Linked DNA regions of Homo sapiens: region 1 is linked to region 2. The links are chromatin loops, found by intact Hi-C in ENCODE. Cell type or tissue: heart left ventricle. All regions are shown on one strand. Each heading gives the region's core, and the rest is flanking DNA. Links, peaks and the distances in the headings are about the cores only.

Region 1 (15,895 bases), core at 3,902-11,901, 100 kb after region 2:
ATTATTATAATCAAGGACCTTAAAATATTGTATCATTTCAAATTTATGCATATAGCACTTACTGAAGGCAAGTAGCTAGTGTGATACTTGAATTTGCATATTGACCATTTTCATATATTTTCATATATTAATTTATAGTAGGAAGAAGCTGAATTATTAGGAAAAATCCTGGGATGATTTAAAAAAAATATTGTGCTTCTACTTGTTTTTGAACATCAGGGGCACTTAGCAACATTATCTTTTTTTTTCCACATAGTTTTCTGTGATGGATTTTCAACAAGATGACATCCAAGTGAAAGCCAAAATTAAATGGGAAGGAAAGAATGTTAAGTGGTAAAATCCTAAATAGCTTATTAGACTACTTAATTGGAGGGAATTTATTTTTTGCTGCTGTTAGGAACTCTATAGTCAAGCTTCTCTTTAACAATACTAATTGATGAAAAAAAGTGGCTATAGTATTATAGTTACCACAAAATGCCCTCCAGCAAGTCATTTAAGGAAATTCACAGGTACTTTCCTTTGATGGACGTTGGTGTTGCTGAAAATCAAGTCCTGTCTTCATTCGTATCATCATTGCTTTCTCACTTCATTTCCAAGCAGGTCCCCTGCTTATTCCTCTCATAGCTTCACAGTGCGCTTGAAAGACTGACTTAATTCTTAAAAGAAAATTAGGACGTGCTTGTTCTTAGTTTAACCATCTACTAGGTTTTCGGCTTGATCACTATACCCTTTAATCAGATGTATGACTAATGTTTCATAGTGCTTAGAAGTATTGCCCTCTGTAAGCACTTCCCTATTTGTTGGCAGGAATGTGTATACACTATCACAGAATGATGATTAATTACTCTGCTTCCTAGAGAAGGGTAAGTTAGTAAACTGGTCACACGGCATGTGATGGAGCCGTGTTACTTTCATGTCAGGCAATTTAATGATCAAGTGCAATGCATGGCGTCATTCTCCTCCACTTATCTGTTTACATGGGAAAAGCATCCTGGTACTGATTCAATGAGCTGCCTTTTCCAGGGTCAACAGTCTGAATTGCAGTTCCGACTATCCAACAGGAAAACAATTGAACAGAAAGCAAAGATTGGAGTTCACCATCCACTGTTTGGCTTCAGTATTTGGAGGGTGGGAAGTACCTATCTGTTGGGCTGACTTTTTGCCATTTCCAGTGGCAGGGGTGGCGGCATTAAAGGGAGTGCCAATGTGTGCACCTGATGAATGAAATAATTCATAGACAACTCATAAGAGTTTCTTTGTCACTTGGTGCCAGAGTCTCATTGAGCCACTGTGTGCCATGGCATGCCATGGCAAAAACTAAGACCAAAAAGGTCACCTGAAGGAAAGAGAAGGAATCAATAGAAGGTTAACCAAACACATTTGAACTTCAGGCACGAAGCAAGGTTTGGACAGAGGTTTCCCGTGGTTTCTTATTTGCCTTGTATGCCAACTCATTCCATGAGATTATATAGACAAAATAGGCAATTGTGCAGCTAGGCTGTAGAATTGTGAAGAAAGGAATGAACCTCACATATTGGTTCTATATGTGAGGGTAGTTCTGTGTCACATAGACAGCCGCTGGCCTTTGATTAAAATCCTGTGTACTTCCTGGCTACCACGTTAATGGGAGACCCTTGAGGATTTCTCCACAGCTAGGTTTTTGGATAGAACTTTTAAGCTTTAATTTTGTGGAATGATAAAAAGATAATCCCTACATTCATAGAATACAAAGAGCTCTTTAGATTTCAATAATGCATTGAGGAGGCCCCCCTATTTTCTTCTCATTGTTTGTTTCAGTTCTACCATCTCAAAGTAGCCATTTCCAGCAAGGAACCTTCACCAACTTTCAGCATTCTGAAGGTTAAACTCAAGCCCCCTCAAAAGTCGTATCTGCTATATTTCATGGAGACATAACTTCATGGCATTGCAATAATTTAAAGACGTTATTTGCTTGTTTTTGCTGTCTTAAAAACTTAGCTTTATCAGCTCCTTTTAGAAACTTGATCAACTTGGAGACTCCCTTTCCTAGAATCAGCGCTTAGTGACACACCTGGTCATCCTGTATCCCAGCCATTGGACCTCAGGTAATGATGTTGCTCAATAAGACCTCTTAACATCCTCATTTTAAAATTAGAGAAATCTTCCTGTACTGGTAAGAAAGCAAATATGAAAAGCTGCCCTCCATTTGAAAGTCCAGTGAATTCAGGATGTGATTAAAACAGTGAAGATAATGACAAAGATGATGATGGTATTAGCTAACATTTATTGTGGATTTATCTTTTAGTCATTTTACTTAGCTGTTTACATGAATTTTCTTCATTAATCCTCCTAAACAAACTGTAAGGTAGGTATACAACTCTTCCCATTTTATTGAGGAGGAAATGGAGGGTTAAGGTAGCTGGAAAACTGCCCAGATTTGGGCAAAGTCCAGTTGGTCCTAAAACTTATTTTTGAAAGTCTCGTCCTATATATAATGCCTCCAGGAATAAAATATTAATCTTCAAAAGAAATCTGTTAGAGGTATTTAATTGTTAAAATTTGTGTACTTTTGTTGCTACCGTCTGACTGAAACCAAAATCTGCTTGTATTGCATTCATCATTCTATATTGATGGAACTTCTCCAACGTACTAGAAACTCCACATCTAGTTGGCAGTATAGTAAGAAAAAATTAAAAAATATATTTTGTAATAGCTTCGGTAGGACACTCTCACCAGAATCCTTATTGTGAGTATCTATATATCTATGTATCTGTGTATCTATCTATCTTCTATCATCTATCTATCTATCATCTATTTATCCATCTGTTTATCTGTCTATCCACCTACCTACATATATTGCATTTTGTGGAAAGTATATTGCTGTAAGACCAATGTCTATGAGGGTTGAGGCCAGAGATCCTCATACTTAATGGGCAGGAATGACCTAGTGCTGTGATTCCAAGGTGTACGATCTTACTTACAAGGGCTGATAACCAACTTTACAAAGAGGTAGAAACCTCTTCCATAAGTTAAAGTGGATTTGGAGGTATAAAATGGTATATTCTTACCACTGAGAAGTTAAATCACAAAAATAATCAAATTGAAGAGCTTTTTATGGTTTTTCAAGCACTATTAAAAAGTTTCTGGGCTGGGCGCAGCAGCTCACACTTGTAATCCCAGCACTTTGGGCTGAGGCGGGCAGATCACTTGAGGTCAGGAGTTCGAGACCGGCCTGGCCAACATGGTGAAACCCCAACTCTACTAAAAACATATGAAAATTAGCTAGGCGTGGTGGTGTGCACCTGTAATCCCAGCTACTTGGGAGGTTGAGGCAGGAGAATCACTTGAACCTGGGAGGTGGAGGTTGCCGTGAGCGGAGATTGTGCCACTGCACTCCAGCCTGGGTGACAGCGCGAGACTCCATCTCAAATAAATAAGTAAATAAATAAGTTTTCAATTTAGGGCTAATATAAGAAAAAAACTTAAAAAATAATCAGTCCCGATTTTGCAGCCATTGGTAAACCAGTCATTTTCTCAGAAAATTCGTCTGTCTTGGAGAACACAAACCCTAGGTTATTTTGACTAAAGTTCATAGAATTCTGAAAATGAAAGTTCATGACCAACTTTTCTTCTTTCCCACTTCATAATCTTAACTGACCTCATGCTCACTGAGCATGGCCACTGGATTGGAGACGGGCCTCTGGTATTGCAGTGTGAGAAACTGAGCCCCTCTTTCCAGAGATTCTTACAGTATCCTCAGACAAGCGATAGGCACGTGGAGAATCCACCTTTGGACGAAATGCTTCCTTGTTTCTGTGATTACATTCATTGTCATGACACAATGCTAGCTCGGATATCAGCTGTTCATGATAGAAGACCTTCTTAAGATTTCTTAAATATGTTTATTTGGATTTCTCTCTGCAATGCTAACCTGTCTACAATCAAATCTTAGGATTACTGTAGATACTGATCGGTAGACACTCAGTGTTCTAATTTATGGATCGCCCTTTGAGGGTAGTGTCTTTGCTGCACCTGGCATCAGTTGTAGGGAAAAGCGGGCTCAGTTTCTAACATTGCAATACAAGAGGCCCATCTCCAATCCAGTGGTCATCCTCAGTCAGCATGAGGTCAGTTAAGATTATGAAGTGGGAAAGAAGGAAAGGTGGTCATAAACTTTCATTTTCAGAATTCCATGAACCTTAATCAAAATAGCCTAGAGTTCGTGATCTTTTTTTTAATTATACTTTAAGTTTTAGGGTACATGTGCACAATGTGCAGGTTAGTTACATATGTATACATGTGACATGCTGGTGCGCTGCACCCACTAACTCGTCATCTAGCATTAGGTATATCTCCCAATGCTACCCCTCCCCCCTCCCCCCACCCCACAACAGTCCCCAGAGTGTGATGTTCCCCTTCCTGTGTCCATGTGTTCCCATTGTTCAATTCCCACCTATGAGTGAGAATATGCGGTGTTTGGTTTTTTGTTCTTGCGATAGTTTACTGAGAATGATGATTTCCAATTTCATCCATGTCCCTACAAAGGACATGAACTCATCATTTTTTATGGCTGCATAGTATTCCATGGTGTATATGTGCCACATTTTCTTAATCCAGTCTATCATTGTTGGACATTTGGGTTGGTTCCAAGTCTTTGCTATTGTGAATAGTGCTGCAATAAACGTATGTGTGCATGTGTCTTTACAGCAGCATGATTTATAGTCCTTTGGGTATATACCCAGTAATGGGATGGCTGGGTCAAATGGTATTTCCAGTTCTAGATCCCTGAGGAATCGCCACACTGACTTCCACAATGGTTGAACTAGTTTACAGTCCCACCAACAGTGTAAAAGTGTTCCTATTTCTCCACATCCCCTCCAGCACCTGTTGTTTCCTGACTTTTTAATGATCTCCATTCTAACTGGTGTGAGATGATATCTCATTGTGGTTTTGATTTGCATTTCTCTGATGGCCAGTGATGGTGAGCATTTTTTCATGTGTTTTTTGGCTGCATAAATGTCTTCTTTTGAGAAATGTCTGTTCATGTCCTTCGCCCACTTTTTGATGGGGTTGTTTGTTTTTTTCTTGTAAATTTGTTTGAGTTCATTGTAGATTCTGGATATTAGCCCTTTGTCAGATGAGTAGGTTGCGAAAATTTTCTCCAATTTTGTGGGTTGCCTGTTCACTCTGATGGTAGTTTCTTTTGCTGTGCAGAAGCTCTTTAGTTTACTTAGATCCCATTTGTCAATTTTGTCTTTTGTTGCCATTGCTTTTGGTGTTTTAGACATGAAGTCCTTGCCCATGCCTATGTCCTGAATGGTAATGCCTAGGTTTTCTTCTAGGGTTTTTATGGTTTTAGGTCTAATGTTTAAGTCTTTAATCCATCTTGAATTGATTTTTGTATAAGGTGTAAGGAAGGGATCCAGTTTCAGCTTTCTACATATGGCTAGCCAGTTTTCCCAGCACCATTTATTAAATAGGGAATCCTTTCCCCATTGCTTGTTTTTCTCAGGTTTGTCAAAGATCAGATGATAGTTGTAGATATGCATATGCAGCATTATTTCTGAGGGCTCTGTTCTGTTCCATTGATCTATATCTCTGTTTTGGTACCAGTACCATGCTGTTTTGGTTACTGTAGCCTTGTAGTATAGTTTGAAGTCAGGTAGCGTGATGCCTCCAGAGTTTGTGATCTTAAGACAGAAGAATTTTTTGAGAAATGACTGGTTTGCCAATGGCTGCGAAACAGGGACTGATTCTTTTTTTAAGTGTTTCTAACTTTTAATTAGAAATCATTTCAAATAAACATGAAAGTGCATAAAATAATAGAATTGAGCCCCATGTATCTCATACCCAGCTTTATGAGATGTTAATATTTTATTCAATATGCTTAAGATTGCACTTAAATCACATACCTATCCCTTTATTCTCCTTTCTTCCTCAGTAGCATTCTCTCCCCAATAGTTAGTATGTGTTATGCCTACTCACTTTTTCTCTTTAACTACATTTCCGTATATCCACAAATGAGATGCAGTATTATTTTGTATCTTTTGACAATTTACATGTTTTTCTACTATAAGTGTTCTTGTACAATTTGGCAGTAGTGCCTTTCAATGCAAATGCAACTAGAGCAATTGAGCCTTGGTGTAAGCCAGAAGGAAATCCTTCTTTCCAGGGGTTTGGAGTTGCCTTAACAGCTGCTCAAAGTGTCCCAGCTACTCATTCTTTGCTGCATTCCTGACATGCGTCTTGGTTTCCTATTTATCACTTTGGCTCATGCTTAAGTGCATTTATGCAATAGCTTTAAAAGTCTTCGACCCTTGATCCACACCCTTCTCTTGCTTATTGAGTGGTTGTAAAGTTGATCCAAGGGAACTGGAGGTCATAAAATCACAGCAGAAAATGGAAACTCATACCTAGTTATTAAGAGAATGGGTTCTTGGATTTTTCTTTTTTAAGTAAGAAATTTTGCTACACTCCTCACCTTCCCACTCCCACATACCTCTGCATGGCCGGGCCCTGTCTAGAAAGGACACTGGGAGGCCCCAGGACTATAGAATTTATTTCTTGTAATAGTAACCAATTAAACTAGTTACCAGTTGGAGAGCATGTTCCAGCACTTAAGTTAATTGAACTGTTGCAAACGAAATATGATTCTAAATTGTTTCAGTATTCCAAATCACTTCATGCGTGTAGATAAAAATGAAAAAAATTACCAAATTGGTTTGGAATGTGCAAATCAAGCATACAGTGCGAACATTTAGATCTATGAACTGATAACTGCAGTAGGTACCTTGAAAAACTTTGTGGGCTTTTTTTTCTTCTTCTTTTGCTGAGCTCTCCTTTGAATTCCCAGAACCACTACTTGATGTGATAGTCAATGAATGGAAGTCAGGTGCAATCAGAAGGGGAACTGTCTGCATCAGGATTTTTCTACCAATTTGCCCAGAAAATAATCTCTTCATTATTCATTTCATGGGCCAGGTAAGAAGGGAATTGTTGAAAGGAGATTTAGCTTAATGGATGAACTGTAGTATTTTATTCCGGGAGAATCTGGCTAGAATTTGGTTTATGAGTCCGGAGGGTATAGTTCTCCTTGGGGTGGTGACCCTTCTGTACCTAGGGCCACTGCACATAAACAATGAGTGTCTAAATTCAAGAAGGAGATGGTTTCGAGGAAAATCTCATGGCAAATGTTGCTACTTTCCTGTCTCCACAGTCTCTCACTCTTCATGTCTCCCCCATCACCCAACATATATGTGGATGACAGTCTGTTTCCATAGCTTTGTATTGCTGTGAATTTTCCAACCCTCTACATAGATCAGGTCAAGGGCTGGAATTGAAGGGGTTGTTTGAGAAGTTTGGATGGGCTGTGAGGCTCTTGGCAGCTTAATGAGTCATCTTGAGTAACAAGTCACACAAAATCCATGACAATTCTCACCTCTCTTCAAGGTTATTCCTTCCCCTCCCAAAGGAAACCTAAGAAAAAGCAGTGAAATACATCAGTTGATTTCATGAGCTCTTTTTGAGCGGATAAAATAATTTGAGTTAGAATACAGGCTGCCATTGTTGTTGCAGTTACAGTTCAAGTTGCCTGGCACCATACAACATTGGAACATAAACCACTGACAAAAACAAACTCATGCAGAATAAACCGACTCGACACAAAGAGCAGAGATATTAATGGACCAGTCAGGTGCGTGACCAAAAGGAAGGCTTGGTCCTATTACAGTTTAGGCAGCTGTATCCATAGTATGAGTTGAAAGATTCAGAGTTGATATTTTTCTCCAAAATATATTCTCCATGGCTTACAAATAATACCGGAAACCCAACATTTTTTAATTCATGTATTTTTAAATTAAGAAAGACAATAAACTGTAGCCATCATCAGTTCTAGCAAATCCTCACCTAGATCATTTTAAGAGGAGAGCTAAGGCTGGGCTTGGTGGCCCACGCCTGTAATCCCAACACTTTGGGAGGCTGAGGCGGATGGATCACGAGGTCAGGAGATCGAGACCACCCTGGCTAACATGGTGAAACCCTGTCTTTACTAAAAGTACAAAAAATAAATAAAAAATTAGCCGAGCGTGGTGACACGTGCCTGTAGTCCCAGCTACTCGGGAGGCTGAGGCAGGAGAATCGCTTGAACCTCCTAGGGAGGCGGAGGTTGCAGTGAGCTGAGATCGCACCACTGCACTCCTGCCTGGACAGAGACAGACTCCGTCTCAAAAAAAAAAAAAAAAAAAAAAAAAAAAGCTAGTTGCATTAGGACAGAAGTGAGAGAAATAAGGTTATCCAAGACCTCACTGCCTGGAGAAAGGCAGGAAGAAGTGACACTAGGTGCTCAGAGAAAGGACAAATAGTGAGTGTGCCATCAATTTCACTATCATGTGGAAATTTCAGTGGGCTCCTTGTTCATTAAACGTTTATTGAACATTCACTTTGAGCCCTGTGCCAGGCATAGAAAGGATAAATAATGTTCTTCCTGCCTTCAAGAAACTTCTAATCAATTGTGGAGACATAGATAGTATTCAACAAACTTTAAAAAGCTCACCTACTGTATCCCAGACATTGTTTTAGTCACCAATGTGGTAGAAATGAATTAATAAGAGACCCTGTCCTCAAGCAATTTGCAGTCTGGTGGATGTACATAAGGTAATTAGTGTATAACTAATAAATGTCTCAAGATCTGTGGGAAAAAAAAATTTACTAAGGAGGGAGGAAGTTCAGTGAAGGCTCTAAGGGATCTATATGGCCTGAGCTGGCCCCTGACATGTAGAATTAGGCAATGGGACGAGCAGAAATAGTACAACTCTCTCTTTTCCTGGATCTCTCCTGGAGTTGAGAGTATCCAAGTTTTTGCTAATCTACCCGCTTATAAACACTTACATTGTTCAATTACTTAGTCCAAGTGTTTGCTCAATAAAAACTTTCCTGACCCATCTCTCCTCACTCCCTGTCCCCAGACTTGTAGAACTCACTCCTTTATTGTCTCTCCTGCACATTAACCTATCACAGCACTGATAATAGTATATTCTAAATTATTTCTTTACCTTTACTTTGCCCTTTGAGTTTGTAAGGATGCTGGCTGACTGCTGGGATGGATGAATAAAGATGGATAGAATTTTCATGTTTACCTAAACAAATCCCCAAATGTCCTGGCTCTGAATCACTTCTAGAATATTCTTCTCAAGCTCCTATAAAATGGCAATTTATGCTTTTTGAGATGGGAAAATGATCCCTGAAGCCTTCTCTGAAGAACTGAATGTAAGGAATACTTGTGTGGTGGCGTTTCCCCTCTCATGTCTCATTCACAGAACACTCCAAAACATAACCATTTTGCTATGACAGAAACATGATTTCTTCATTTGCAGGCAGCCATGATGAGCTTGCTCCTCCTGGACCATACAAAACATACGCTGTCTTTCCCTAGCTTTTGGAGGTTTCCCCACACAGGATAGCTCTGGGGAGGTTGTTTTCTGCTTGTCTTGTTTCTAAGCATCTTTTGCTCATCTTTCCTAGCCGCACGGTTCTAATTTCTGATTGCCTGGATTATATATCAACTAGGCCAAGTTTTTGATTCCTTAGTCACATGGGAAGTTGGGTCAGGAAGGCGGGGGCTGCAAAGGACTCGGGCATAGAGCCAGCTTTCCCAGGAGTTGGCCATGATCGTACTGATTCTGCGTATTGTTTTAAGGGTACACCCCTGGGGGGTCTAGAGATTTCTGCTGATCCTAGGGACTTAGAGAAGCTCAAAACCTAGCGCAAAAGACTCATCTGAGCTCAAATGGATGAAGCCTGGGGATATTTGCTCATGCCTTCCAAATATCTGTCTAAAAACGTCTCATTTCTGCTATTTCTATGGCCAAATGAATTGTCACATCCATGTGCATACCTTACCCAACAATCTGTTTATCAAGAAAGAGGAGCCTGTTGTCTCCCAATTTCTGCTTTCCAGGCGACTGATATTAATTACTTTGCAGCAGGAACAGTTTATCTCTGGCTGAAACCAAAGCAGATGAAAATGCTGCCGTGCTGTAAGATTTATTTATTTATTTTTCTTGAAACGATGAATGGGATGAAGATACTTATCTGAGAGAACAGGTTTCAGGTGGAGCCTCCGTCAGCAGTACTTTGAAATGTATTGTTAGAATATGGCTGATCTGGGTAAGGAATAAAAATAGCGTGTCATAGTGTGACTACATTAACTCATTTCCAACACAGGAAGCTGAGGCCCCTGCACAATGATAGACTTGTCCTGAAAGTAGAAAGCACGACCCCCATTAATGACGATGGACCTAGTTCTCAATTACTGGCATTACTTAAAAGATACCGCTAATCTCAGCATTTTGGGAGGCTGAGGTGGGTGGATCACCTGAGGTCAGGAGTTCGAGACCAGCCTGGCCACTATAGTGAAACCCCATTTCTACTAAAAATACAAAAATTAGCCAGGTGTGGTGACTTGCGCCTGTAGTCCCAGCTACTCGGGAGGCTGAGGCAGGAGAATCTTTTTTTTTTTTTTTTTTTTTTTTTTTTTTTTTTTTTTTTGAGATGGAGTCTCGCTCTGTTGCCCAGGCTGGAAAGTAGTGGCACAATCTCGGCTCACTGCAAGCTCTGCCTCCCAGGTTCACGCCATTCTCCTGCCTCAGCCTCCCGAGTAGCTGGGACTACAGGCACCCACCACCAAGCCTGGCTAATTTTTTTGTATTTTTGTTTTTTTTTTTTTTAGTAGAGACGGGGTTTCACTGTGTTAGCCAGGATGGTCTCGATCTCCTGACTTCGTGATCCACCCGCCTCGGCCTCCCAAAGGAGAATCTCTTGAACCTGGGAGGCGGAAGTTGCAGTGAGCTGAGATCAGGCCTCTGCACTCCAGCCTGGGTGACAGAGCAAGACTCCGTCTCAAAACAAACAAACAAACAAAAAGATATTGCTAATTGCCCCAAAGCTATGGCCCTGCTTTAGACCTAATCTAAGTACCCTAGTACAGAGAACAAAGTTTTAAAATCAACCTATCCCCCTTCAAATTATTAAGATTCTACCCCCAAATGATTTCTTCTGGGTAGTTTGCATGTAGATTCAGCACTGAATCCCCAAGAGGTTGACTGAGAAATAATTAGGACAACCTGACAATGAAATAATGGTCTACCCTAGTTATGGGACTCTAGGGCATTTATTTCTTTACATGTCTTAGCCTCGGTTTCCTCAATAGAAAATAGGAAAAGAAAGCCAACTTGGTGGGGTTCATCTGACCCATTTTTTTAGGTTAATCTATCTAAAAGGACCTGGCAAACAATGGTCATGCTCCGTTTTCATAATTAGTGGCCAAGAAGATAAATGTCTTTGAAAAAATGGAAACTAGTGATAAAATTTGGGGTCAAAGGATACATTTGGTTGGGTGTGGGGCTCATGCCTGTAATACCAGCACTGTGGGAGGCTGAGGTGGGAATGATGACTTGAAGCCAGGAGTTTAAGACTAGCCTGGGCAACATAGCAAGACTCTAACCCTACAAAAAATACAAACATTTGCTGAGTATGATGGTACATGCCTGCATTCCTGGCTAGTTGGGATGCTGAAGCAGGAGGATCCCTTGAGCTGTGGAGATCGAGTTCACAGTGAACCATGATTATGAGACTTCACTCCAGCCTTGGCAACATAGCAAGACTCTGTCTCTAAAATAATAAAACAATTAAAAATAATGCATTTTTAAAAAATCAATTTTATTTTACTTCCCATACACTGTTCTAGACAGTGAGGCTAAGGGAAATAAAAACAACACAAAGACTCTGGCCAAGGTTGGAACCAGAAGCTCTGGGTTCTAGTTCTGGCTTTAATGTTAACCAGCTGCAATTACTTTGCCAATGTGCTTTATCTCTCCAGGATCCATCGGCTACATCTGTAAAGTAAAGAGCCAGACAATTTCCAATTCTGACATTCTATGCAAATGAAAAAATGTACTTTGTGCATCAACCTCTCGTCTTTTCCTGGCCACTCTAGCCACTCCTTTATGTTCTCCTTCATTAACTACTATTCTTCTACTTGAATCTTTCATGCAAATATTCCCTTAGTTGTTTTCTTTAATCATATTTCTTTTCTTTGTCCATGTTTTCCTTGAGATGTATCATTGACTGCAGTAACATTGACTTCCCTAAGACCATGGGAAATGACTCTAAATCTATTTCCCCAACTGAAATCACTCTCCCAAGCTTTTGACTCACTAACTACTGGACACCTCCTTTTGAGTTTTCTCCCAAAGTTTAAACATAGTATGTCTCAAACTGAACCCATTATCTTATTCACAACCAAAATCTACTTATATTCTTCCATTTTCAGAGATTGTCATCAACTCAAATTTCCCTGGCCCAAAGCTTAGGAGTCACACAAGCCCTCCCTGCCATTCACAATCACATCTAATTGATTACCAAGTCTTGTTTATTTTACTTCTTTCAAAGCCCTCAAATCAATCATCTTTCATCTGCATTTTTCCATTTACAACCAATTTCACTATATCTTCCACTTTGCAGTCAAAACATTGCTTCTAAAATGCTAACATTCTATCCTATCTATCTTATCTAGAGCCTACCAACAGTTTCACCTGGTTTCCTGGAATCAAACATAAAGTCTCTAGCATCAAGTATAAGTTTATCCCTGAATGATCCCCACCCTCTCATTCAAAAGTTATTTTCACCACGCTCTCAGCCCCACAGCTCCACTCCTACTGCAATTTTTGCGTTTTGTGGAATAGACTCTATTATATTTCTAAAATTTTGTAAAAGCTGTTCTCTCTGCTTGGAATGCCCTACCTTTCTTTCTCTATCTGAGAGGCTATGGGAGTTTTTTCCAGGGTGGCTAAGAGCCTATGCTTTGGGGTAAGACATACCCGTGATCAAAGTCCAGATCTAGTATTTATAAGCTATGTGATAGTAGGCAGGTTGTTTATCATCTAAATTTTAGTAGTATTACTTTTAAAATGCAAATAACAATACCTGCTACATAATGTCATTGTAAAGATTAAATATGAGGTGTTTAATGTGATGCCAGGGACATAGGAACATCAATAATTGGCAACTCATGTTTGTCCTCTACAGCTAGACTCTATGATCCTCCTCTCTTCTCCTAACCACACCTCTCATGTTCTGCTCTGGAATTTACATTACAGGATGCCAGAGACAGAGTCTATTTTGTTCACATTTATTTAGCACTTGTCATTGTCTGACCCAAGCAGGCCTACCATAGAATTTCTGTTTCCATCAAGATTCAACTAAGTCACTATTTCTTCTAGGAAGTTTTTATTGAACCCCTAATCTTGCTTCAGCATTGGTTAATTACTTAAGTAATAGGCTCTGTTTATACACAGTTGGAATTCTTTCTCTTTCTTCAGTAGAGTCTTGAGTTTCTGGAGGGCAAAGACCGCACCATTTACACCTTTGAATCCCCAACACTTTTCTCAGCTCCATAGAGTAACACTAAAAAAAGCCTGTATGAATGCATGAGTGAAGGAAGGAATGGCTGGATGAGTGATGAATGAGTGGATTCTCTCTTTACCTCTGTTTCTTTCTTTTCCTCTTTTCCCCCTCTTACTATGCTCCATTTAAATTCTGTTTCTAAGAATCAGGTAGAGAATGTGGAAACTAATGGATATCAGGCAGGTGAGGACACACCTTCACCCAGAGGAGACATGTAGACTGCCCCCTGGTGCTCTGCTGAAATTGTATTGATAGTGGCACCTGGGAAGGAAAGGTCCTTTGATCACAGGAGCTTTAGACAAGCTTTCCCCTGAGCAAGGGCATGAGAACAGCACAGACAAGCTGCTGGAGAATTTTGCAGGCCTTCCTGAAAGGAGTCTGAAAAGCTGGTATGTAGGTCAGTGTCCACCCTGGGACTCAGCCCACGGAGGTAAAAATAAGAGCCTGGAAGGACTGAGTTTCCAGATGCCCAGGTGAGAGTGGCTGGGGGGAGATGTTCTGAAAAGGAGGAGGAAAATCTCTTTAATTTGTTCTCTGGGACATGGCCTCCAAACCACCTTGTAGGCAAGGCACAAAGCCGAGATGACCCTGATATGCATCGAAATGAAAAGGTTTGTGTGCAAATCAGGGAAGAATCCTTTCTGCACCTACAGGATGGATGCCAGGGAGTTAACATTTGGAAATCTCAGCTCAGTGCCAGGACGTTGTTTGAAAAGGAGATCTTGGAGCAAATGCCAGTGAGGTACAGAGGAGAAGAAGTGAGGACAAGGACTCCAGGAATTAGCTATTCAAGAATGTTCCAGAAACCTGATAGCTGTTTTCCCTGTCAAAAAGAGAGAGAGAGAGACAGGAAAAAAAAAAAAAAAAGGACATTCAAACGAGCATTCATCGAAGCAGGCTGCTCAGGGTTTTCAAGGGAATTGGGAGGGCAGATGCTACAAGGTTATTGGAGTCAGTGTCAAATGCGAGAACAAAGTGGCAGTGACATGAGCTAAGAAATGACTAAGCACCCGAGCCCTGGAGTAGTAATAGATGGATCCAAATGCCAAGTGAAGCAGTTGTCTTAACTCATTTGAATACTTCTGAAGAGGTGATGAAAAAATAGCAGGAGGGATGGAACCTCTTCTGTTCCGGAATATCCCAAGATGATAAGAGAATGTTGCATAATGTTACTCTGTGATTTGCTTGATCCACCCTTCCCTATGGCTGCTTTCTCTTTAGTTTTAAAATGAAAGTTTTAGGTCCAGCGCACATAGGGTTTCCATTTGATATAGGGGCTGCTGTTCCTAGGATTTGATTCCTACTTGCAGTGTGGGACTCTCCCTCTCCCCATGAAGGGGTGCTCAGAGTTTTAAGAAAAGAGCATGGTTTGGCATTCAAGCAGGTAAGTTTTTGGCTTACATAGAACTTCCTCTTTCTTCCTCTCTTGTTTTTCCTTTTCTCATCGCTATTTATTTCCATATATTGAAAAACCTGAATAATTTGGACCTAAGGGATATAGTGAAGTGAGCAGAGAAAAGTTAAGGAGGCAAAATTCATATATACAAATTGTATTGTCTCACATGGAGTGTTTGTATATGAAGAGTAATTGAGTAGATATTTAGCATATATTAGATGCTTTATAAATACTCCTATCCCTGCTGCTCCCGCTCCTTTTCAGTTCCCTCTTTCATTTCTGCTTTAGTAAGATAAAGATTACTTTGAAAAGAATTATTGTCAATGATAGCCACCATTTACTGAATGCCTCTTCTGCAGCAGACTCTACATTAGAATATTTGTGACATCAGTTATGCCTTATCACAATTCAGAATGGGAGCAGCAACTGTCCCCACTTTACAGATGAGGAAATGGAGCTAACACACAGTAAGTCACTTGCTACTGCTGCTAAAAAGTGAGAGAGCTGGAATGCAAATTTAGGTGTTCTGCACTCTAAACCCACGTTTTGCTTTGTTTTTGTTTTTTTAATGCTGCTGCATTTCTCTCATGGATCATGCAAATGTAGCTTCTTGGAGCAAATACATAGCATTCCTTCAGAACTGGGGCCAGGGCTGTTTAAGTTGGTGAATTACATCTTGGGGTGGCCATCCCTTACCTTTGGCATTCTCCTTCCCACTCCCTCTGTTCAAACAGCAACAAATCATGCTGCCCTTTTAGTCAAGCACCCTTTTATTCTTTCCTGAAACTGTGTCTCACCAGCCCTATCCCTGTCCTTTAGGGGTCCAGGGTCTTAATTAGCTAATTAAATAAACTTATCTTGCCTAATAGCTCTTAATTCCAAAGTCAGTGCCTTTCCTTAGGTACTAAATACAGAGTCAAATAGAGAAATTTCAGTTGGTAAAGGTTGCTGAGAAAGATAAATTTTTGAAGTAGACAAAACTTTATTGCCTCCCAAACCTCAGAGAAGCAGTCACTTATTCTATCCACATGTTTTTGGCATTTCCTTGCTTACAAAACC
Region 2 (8,000 bases), core at 1-8,000:
ATCAGAGAAAGCTTCGTGGAGCTTGGTATTTACCATGTGTTTGGAGGTAGCTTTTGGATGGAATAAAGCAGGGAAATTATCCTTCAGGAGCCAAGTGAGTAAAGATTTTAGGATGTTTTTCCTGGTGATTAAAGTGCCAGAAACTAGCTTTGGTAGTGTAGTTGAATTAACTAGGCTTAATTCCTATCACATGCTATTGCAGTTTAATAAATTCCTGTGGTTAATGGAAGCTTTTTTAAATTTTTTTTTTCTGCCTCCTGCAGTGTGCTGCTCTGGTTGGTGAAGACCAGCCTCTTTGCCCAGATCTTCCTGAACTTGATCTTTCTGAACTAGATGTGAACGACTTGGATACAGACAGCTTTCTGGGTGGACTCAAGTGGTGCAGTGACCAATCAGAAATAATATCCAATCAGTACAACAATGAGCCTTCAAACATATTTGAGGTAAGGACATCCTTTGGAAACATTAATTTTTCATTGAGTTTGGCTTGGGCCCGACTAACATGGTAATAGACCTGAATGCATAATGAGTTCTTACTTTGCTATCATCAAAAGACTTTTCATCACAGTTACATACTTTCTAATTTATGGAAAAACAGCATTTGGAAAACAAATGTTTTGTTTTTATTTTTTTAAAGATTTAAAAAATAAATCAACTAGGGACTAGGAATCAACAACTGTGAGTGAGTTAAACTGTGTTGAAATACTAAAGGGTTGTGAAAGATTAGTGACAAAGAAGAACAAAAGTCTAAACCTGTTTATTCCTGTCTATTTCCCACAGAAAGAATGAGCAATAAATGGTACCTCATATAAATTAATAAATAAGAAGGCCTTTCTTTTTAACCAAGGGGGTAGATGTCTACCTTTGTTTGCTTTACTAATTAGGTGAGCTCTTTTGATTATTATTATTAATTATATTTTTGGTTCATATCTCTAATTTCTTTATATAATGGGAATTGCTAAACTTGACTAATCTACTGTATACTTATAAATCAGTCAAAATTCATTTACTTTTCAGTAGCAAGAATTACCTCCGTGACTCCGGACTCTTATTATAAGCCTACCCTATAATAAAGAATGTTAATCTATTCCTATTAAAGTGTTACTTTGAGAAAAGGAATTCTTTCCCACAAGATCAGTACTCATTTACTTGAAATACATTATTTTTTATAGGAACAAACATTTAGTGAGTACTCTGGCAAGTGAATTAAACGAAGGATGACATATCGGCTAGTTTTCTTTATCACAACCGCCAGTGCCATCATCATCATCATCTAATGTTTTCTGAGCACCTACTATGTGCTGGACTTTTCTTATTCATCAGCAAAGACATTTCTTATACTTCCATGTTATTTGGTTGAAATCTGAGTCTTAAGAAAGCCAAGTTTAAAATATTAACTGAGTTTTGCTGGAACCCAGCATATAATACATGCTGAATAAATGTTTGTTAAATCATGAGAGAATGATGAATATATTAATGTTGATAACAATAATAGTAATGACAATAATGGCCAACATTTTGGTATACTCATGCTTAATATATGTCATCTCACTTATCCTTGAAAACAACCTATTGTTAGGTCCTATTGTTATCATTCCTGTTTTACATATGCAGACACTGAAACTCAGAGAGGTTATTTGTTTTCCCCAAATCACACAGTTGACAATAAAGACCTGGGATTTGAACCCCAAATTTATCGGACTTCAAAGTTTATATCCTTGATAAAAATAGAGAACCCATGAATTTGGGTGACAGCCATCCTTTACAAAGACATATCAAGCTGCTTCTTTGCTCAATATATTTAAAAATAGAACAGAATCTTTCCTTTCAGTGTTGGTTGGCACGGAGGTAGAGTTAGCTGGTGAGCCGAGACGGCTGTAGGTTCTGCCTATGGCTGAGATTTTGTAATACCTCTGGAGATTAAGTGGGTTTTAGAAGAATGCTTAAGGTAGTAGAGTTTGGACTGGGGAGACAGAACAAGGTGGAGGGAACACTGAAGGTTGTGGTTAGTTCTACTTTCCCAGGCTTCTCAGCCGGGTCTTAGAAAGTTCATGTGAGGACTTGGCCAGTTAGAACTGGTAAATTGAACATTCCTCACTCAGTACACTTGTCAAGTTACAGGCCCATTCTAAGTCATGCTGCATTAAATAAACAATGCTTTAAAAAATGTCCATCTCCATAGACCTCTTATCTAAAAATCACCTATTTCATATCAGGTGAATGCCATGCATTTTGTAGAGGCTAGAGAATAACTTAGCGGTAGGGGAGATGGCATAGGAGTCAATGCCTCTCTGGTGGGCTACTTTAAAAAAAATACAACTTTCTCCATAACTTTTATGTCCCTATATTTTGTGTTGTGGTATTTGTGAGAGGTACTTTGCATTTATACCTTCAGGAGACTTGGTTCAGCATCTAGTTAATTATCTACATGTAGGTGCTTAATATATGCCATGCCACCCTTTTTGTCTCCCTGTATCATATTCTATGCTAATAAAATTATTTTCAGCACTCTAAAACAGAAGTTCATTTAATTTAGTCTCTCATTAGGTCATTTTAAACCAATGATTCTCAACCAAAGGCGATTTTGGTCCCCGCCCCACACCCCAATTCACGGGACATTTGACAATATCTGGAGGCATGTTTGGTTGTTATCCCTGGGGACAAGGGGATGCTACGAGCATTTATTGAGTAGAGACTAGAGACAAGGAATGCTGCTAAACATCCAACAGCCTACAGGACAGCTCCCACCACAAAAAATGATTCAGCCTCCAATGAAAAAAGCACTGAGGTTGAAAAACCCTGCTTTTAAATAAAGTCACAGGCTTCCCCTTTATAAATTACTAATGATTAATTGGTCAGATTTCTGAGAGAAGACATAGTAAGCTACTGGATATAAAGAATGAGAAGTCGTATAACGATATCGGGATGCCTGGGGCTCCAGGACTAATATGTCAGGTATCCTCTTAGTGTCAGAGGGCAAAAGTGACTGTTTAGGTAAGTTCCCATAACAGTTTTCTCTGATGTCACAAAGCCCATTCTTTATCGAGGCAAAGGGTAAAGTCATATGTGGCAATGCCCTTACCAACAGCAGCAGCTTCAGGAGTATTTGCATGGCATGAGGACACCTCCACTCTTTGCCCTCTAGTGTTAAACTCAGGCATCTTTTCTGTAATGTGAAAGGAAAGCGTGTTTTCAGCACAGGTGACATTCTAAAATTGGGTCTTCCCTGTGAAGAAGGTTCGTATGAAACCAGATAACTCTTTCATGGCCACAGGTTTGTGTTGCTTCTACCAAAGCAGCATTTCAGGGAAGTGCCTTCCCAGGGCCGGCCACTCACAGTGGACTTTTCACCTGCACTCACCTTCTTCCAATTTGCAAAGCCCTGCCTCATCACATTTGAGAAGGCCTTGTACTTGAGTAAGTTAAACAGTCACGGGCTCTGCTGTCTCTGATCTGACAATAACAAGCATTATCTACTTTGGATTCCCAGAATAAAATCAGGCACTGAGTAGTTAAATGCTTTTCCCTGACTCAAGTAGCACGTCAATGACACCACTGGAAACTGGCCATCGACTGAATTCTCATCAAAGCAGAAAGTGGGATTTAGGGATATATAATAGAGTGGCAGAGTCTTAAAATGTTGAGAGTAAATTATGTATCTCTTCTTTTTGTTTCTTCCATATGTTTGAATCTAAGTTTAATTTTTATTTAACATCACAAACTTAATAATGATAAAAAATGAAGCTGAATGTCACAATTTGAGAAAGGGAATTCTGGGTGGTGGCAGAGGGGTAGCAACATGCAATAGCACATGTTGGTTGAGTAACTGGACACGCAAACAATGTTCTCTGCTTACGCAACCTGTGTTTGGATGTGTAAATGCAGGTGACCAGGTACGATTCAGAAGCCACTTTAAAAAACAAAGCAAAAGGCTCAGAGGTAACAGCCTCCAGTGAATCTGATCCATGTGTAAGGAAAACAGGATGCGTCCCTGGACCGGCTGGTAGCAAGATTTATGTTTCAGAATATTGCAACATAACTTCCTTCCCTCTGTTGCCTTTGTGCATTGTTTGAAGGAGGAGAATAAAGGACTACTTTTGCAGCACAGCAGTCTGTAAAGATGGATGGCATGGGGTTAGTTTAAATAGCATATTGGCCTTTCTGGGTCACTGTGGGCAACCTTGTCCCTGGTTTATTTTAACACCTGCTTTAATGCCTCCATGATACAACTGAATGGGCATCTTTCATTCATTCGTCTGTTACTTCTGAATGAAGCTACTTGGGGTTCGTTAGAATGATGGCAAGTGAGAATGCAGTCGTCTCTAGGTCATTACTTGTAATACGTTCTGAGGACTGCCTTTGCTGATGGGGGGAGAAGGACTCTCACAGCTGTAGCCAGCGTTCATGTTTGGTCATTGCTGGAACTCTCAGGAAGCCTGAAACTGTGAACTTTGTAGCAGAAAAGGGTGAGTGGTGGTTTTGTATTTGTGTGTAAATTATCCTGCTATATGCAATCAAGGAAATGAATGTGGACGCTTTCAAGGCTACTTGGTTATTCTAGTGGGAATATAGATACTTTACTTTTCTTCATTTGGCTTTCAGTTATATTCTAAATTTTGCAAAAATGGACATATATTATGTACCTATCAAAAAGTTAAAAATAACAAATATTGGCAGTTCAACAGACCATGAGCATTTGAGGAGTAGGGAATCTGCCTGTCTTGTTCACTGACATTTTTCTAGATATTTTCTCAGAAAATAGCAGAAAGTAAGAACTCAACAAATACTTGTTGCATAATGAGTGAGTTGATCTTCATGTGTTTATTGATAGAATGAACTGCGTTAGGTAATGTGAAGATTATATACAAAGCACAAAAGAAGGCCTGTGTCCTAAAGGACTTTAAATCTAGTTTGGGAGGCAAAATGAACAAATGTAAAACAATTAGGAAACCATGCAAGGCTGTGTATACAAATATACAAGTATATGCATATGTTTTTAGTTCTTAGCAATTCGAAAACAATACAAGACTGTATATTCATGTATATGTATATATGTGTATGTACCTACATAGGATTATATATATATTTGCAATTTGCAAACATTGCGAGCTCGTGTATGCATATATGCATGCATATATATGTGTGTGTATGTATGTGTATTTCTAGCTGAGGAGATAAACAGCAAGAATAAATTCACAAAGCCTTGTAAGAGAAGAGCAGAGCGTTTTCATAGACGGGATGTGGAGGTGAGCTTGGTTTACTCAAAGTAAAATACATATTAATGGGAACGTGGCAGTAGTGGGAGTAAGTTTGGATGTAAGGTAGGTACAAAATTACGGTGGGTCATGAGAACCCAGTTGGAAATGTTTAGAGTCTGTTTAGAAAGTAGGATGTCATTGAAGATTTTTTAGCAGATCAACATAATGGAGGTGGTATTTAAGAGTGATAATGCTGACAGTCGTAAGAGGTGTAGGCAAGTAGGAAATACGGAAAATCAGACAGCAGGCAGTGCTGCATTCCAAACCCAATGTGATACAGGTACAGGGAAGGGACAAGGTGATAGCAGAGGGGGTGGCATTCAGGGAACAGATTCAAAGTACCTTGAAGGAAAATTCCATCAGCCCTGATAACTCTGAGTTCGGATAGAGAGAGAGGTGGTAAGGAATGCTAACTCAAAGATATTCCAAAGAGAAGCAGAACCTCGTGGATATCGTTCCTGGTTAAGTTTCTGCTCACCTTTAGGAGCTGAAGTACTTTCCTAGACTCGTGAGTCATTTTACAAAGGGGCCCTCTATCTTTCCACTGCCTCAGGGACAGAACATATTTAACCCAATCCACAAATTTACGTGGTGTCTGCTTTTTTTCACTTGTCTCCTTGGAGGAAATCCTGCAGCCTTCCATGGTAATGAATTCCTGCTTCTGACTGTGCCTGTGGTCAGACAGACTTTTCTATGAATGGCAAACCTCCTGGAATTTTAACAAAACAAATAGACAAGAAAAAAAGAATGCATGTATATACAACCTCACCTTAATTTAATCATTGGAAGAATAAATTCTTTTTTGTTATGTGGGAGGACTGAATTAATTTACAATAATCACTTTTATAAGATTTCTGGGATTTCCAATTTGCAATCAATAAATGTTTGTCATTTAAATTAAATTTACGGCCCACAGCCAGATTTTTGCCACACTTGGTAATGACACTTACAGAGAACATAGACTTCAAGTAAGAAAATAATAGCCATTTAAGTGGAGAGATAATTGGCTGTAACATAAGAACATTGAAGAATGTTGAAACTCATGGAGACTTATGGAGTATTTTAAAAATTTATGTTGTACTTATCTTTGCATTTGTAGTCTACCACAAAATTCCAAATTCTGGGTATAAATCAGTTAGATGTTCATCTTGGAGAGTCATAAATCAGGAAGCAACAATCTGACCCAGCCTGTGTGCTGCTTTATTTTCAGCCTCTCCTGTCGGCTTATCTTGCAGGGAGACTAAATAGTGTTGTTCGTTTGTGTGTGTGTGTGTTCATCTACACACCTCATTTAAGCACTGTGGTTTTAGACTTCTCGGCTTGATAACATCTGGCTTATCTTGGGAACATCTGGTTTATCACCCTATTTCTTCCCTGCCATTATGCTGACCACTGGAAAAATATGGCTCAGGAGTTCTGACCCACAGGGCTCTGTCTCTTGGTATCAACCCCTGCTAATAAATAGCAACTCACAGGATGCAGGTTACGTGACCATCTTTCACTGGCACTAACTTTCCTGCTGGTGGCTTTTGTTAATGGAAGGTGTGGCTAGGAGAGATGAAATTGGCTGCTTTTTTTTTTTTTTTTTATGGACGTTGATTCGGTTCTTAGCCATTTGCAGTTTGCAAAGTGAGAATGTGTATGTTTCATTAGGCACAAGGATTTCAGAAAGTGCTATTTTGTATTTTGGGATAGGAGAAACCAATGATTTCATGTCAGATACTCTAGGCACTCCAGAAAGTAAACTGGGACATTTTATGGGCTTATTGTAGGTTTTTCCAACCTCCCGGAGTCTCAACTGGCTCATCAAAGTTACTCTGCCTGGATATCTTTGGGGCCAAAATAGTGGAGACCCAAATTCACAAGGAGGAAATCTTGGAGCAGAATCAGGAAAAAGTGGCTCATTGCTTCTTAGATTTACTTCAAAGATAATAGTGTAGGTGAAAGTAATCACAAGGTTCAGGGTGCTGCATTGGACAAACTGTCTATTTGTATAGCAACCATGTGTCTGTGTGGAGACCTTATACACTTGCTGTGTTTATTTGTCCATGCCCCACTATCTCTACGCCAGGTCCTGGAAGCACAGCCCAGCAGATGACTCACCTCTGGATGGAATCAACACACAAAGCAGATAAAAAGCTGAACATTAAAGACCACATTGTTAAAGCAGAGAGCCAAATTGTTCCTCCACCATTCCCTATCCCAGACTTCACATCTAACAAGGTTAATTTGTCCCTATAATTATGTGCCTATTCTTTGAGTAATGAAAAATTTTATTGTGGGTTTTATAAAATGAATTGCCTGTGATGTAAAACAATTTCAGTAAGGGCCATTTTTTTTTCTTCTTCTTAACCTCTCAGGTTCCTTTTAACTTTTTTTTTTTTTTTTTTTTTTTTTTTGAGATGGAGTCTCGCTCTGTCGCCCAGGCTGGAGTGCAATGGCAAGATCTCAGCTCACTGCAACCTCCCCCTCCTGGGTTCACGCCATTCTCCTGCCTCAGCCTCCCTAGTAGCTGGGACTACAGGCGACTGCTACAACGCCCAACTAATTTTTTTTTTTTTTTTTTTTTTTTTTTTGTATTTTTAGTAGAGACGGGGTTTCCCCGTGTTAGCCAGGATGGTCTCAATCTCCTGACCTCGTGATTCGCCTGCCTCGGCCTCCCAAAATGCTGGGATTACAGGCGTGAGCCACTGCACCCGGCCTCCTTTTAACTTTTAAGACTGTGCGCTCAGAGGTACGTTT

What was found. Hi-C counts contacts between places; a loop is a spot of excess contacts. Peaks named below come from ENCODE experiments on the same cell type or tissue, not always from the same donor. Only the 100,000 strongest peaks of a DNase experiment are listed, where the experiment ranks them.
Region 1: it touches region 2 in a loop (4-fold over the local background); 3 of 110 quality-filtered maps call a loop at or near these places.

What each region holds. Positions count from the first base shown.
Region 1 is chr4:23,773,663-23,789,557 of GRCh38, reverse strand. It overlaps PPARGC1A-AS1 (PPARGC1A antisense RNA 1), which reads right to left. Exons shown (of 3, transcript XR_925475.3): 2 at 9,877-10,139; 3 at 6,521-7,455. Among named protein-coding and RNA genes, the nearest start is that of PPARGC1A-AS1, 13 kb to the right of the region's middle. RefSeq lists an enhancer at 219-1,418. In heart left ventricle, for the core only: no CTCF peak of the experiment used is centred there; no DNase peak of the experiment used is centred there.
Region 2 is chr4:23,877,195-23,885,194 of GRCh38, reverse strand. It overlaps PPARGC1A (PPARG coactivator 1 alpha), which reads left to right. Exons shown (of 13, transcript NM_013261.5): 2 at 264-443. Among named protein-coding and RNA genes, the nearest start is that of PPARGC1A, 8.9 kb to the left of the region's middle. In heart left ventricle, for the core only: a CTCF peak has its summit at 3,148 (motif pointing left); no DNase peak of the experiment used is centred there; H3K4me3 peaks cover 321 bases; H3K27ac peaks cover 7,063 bases.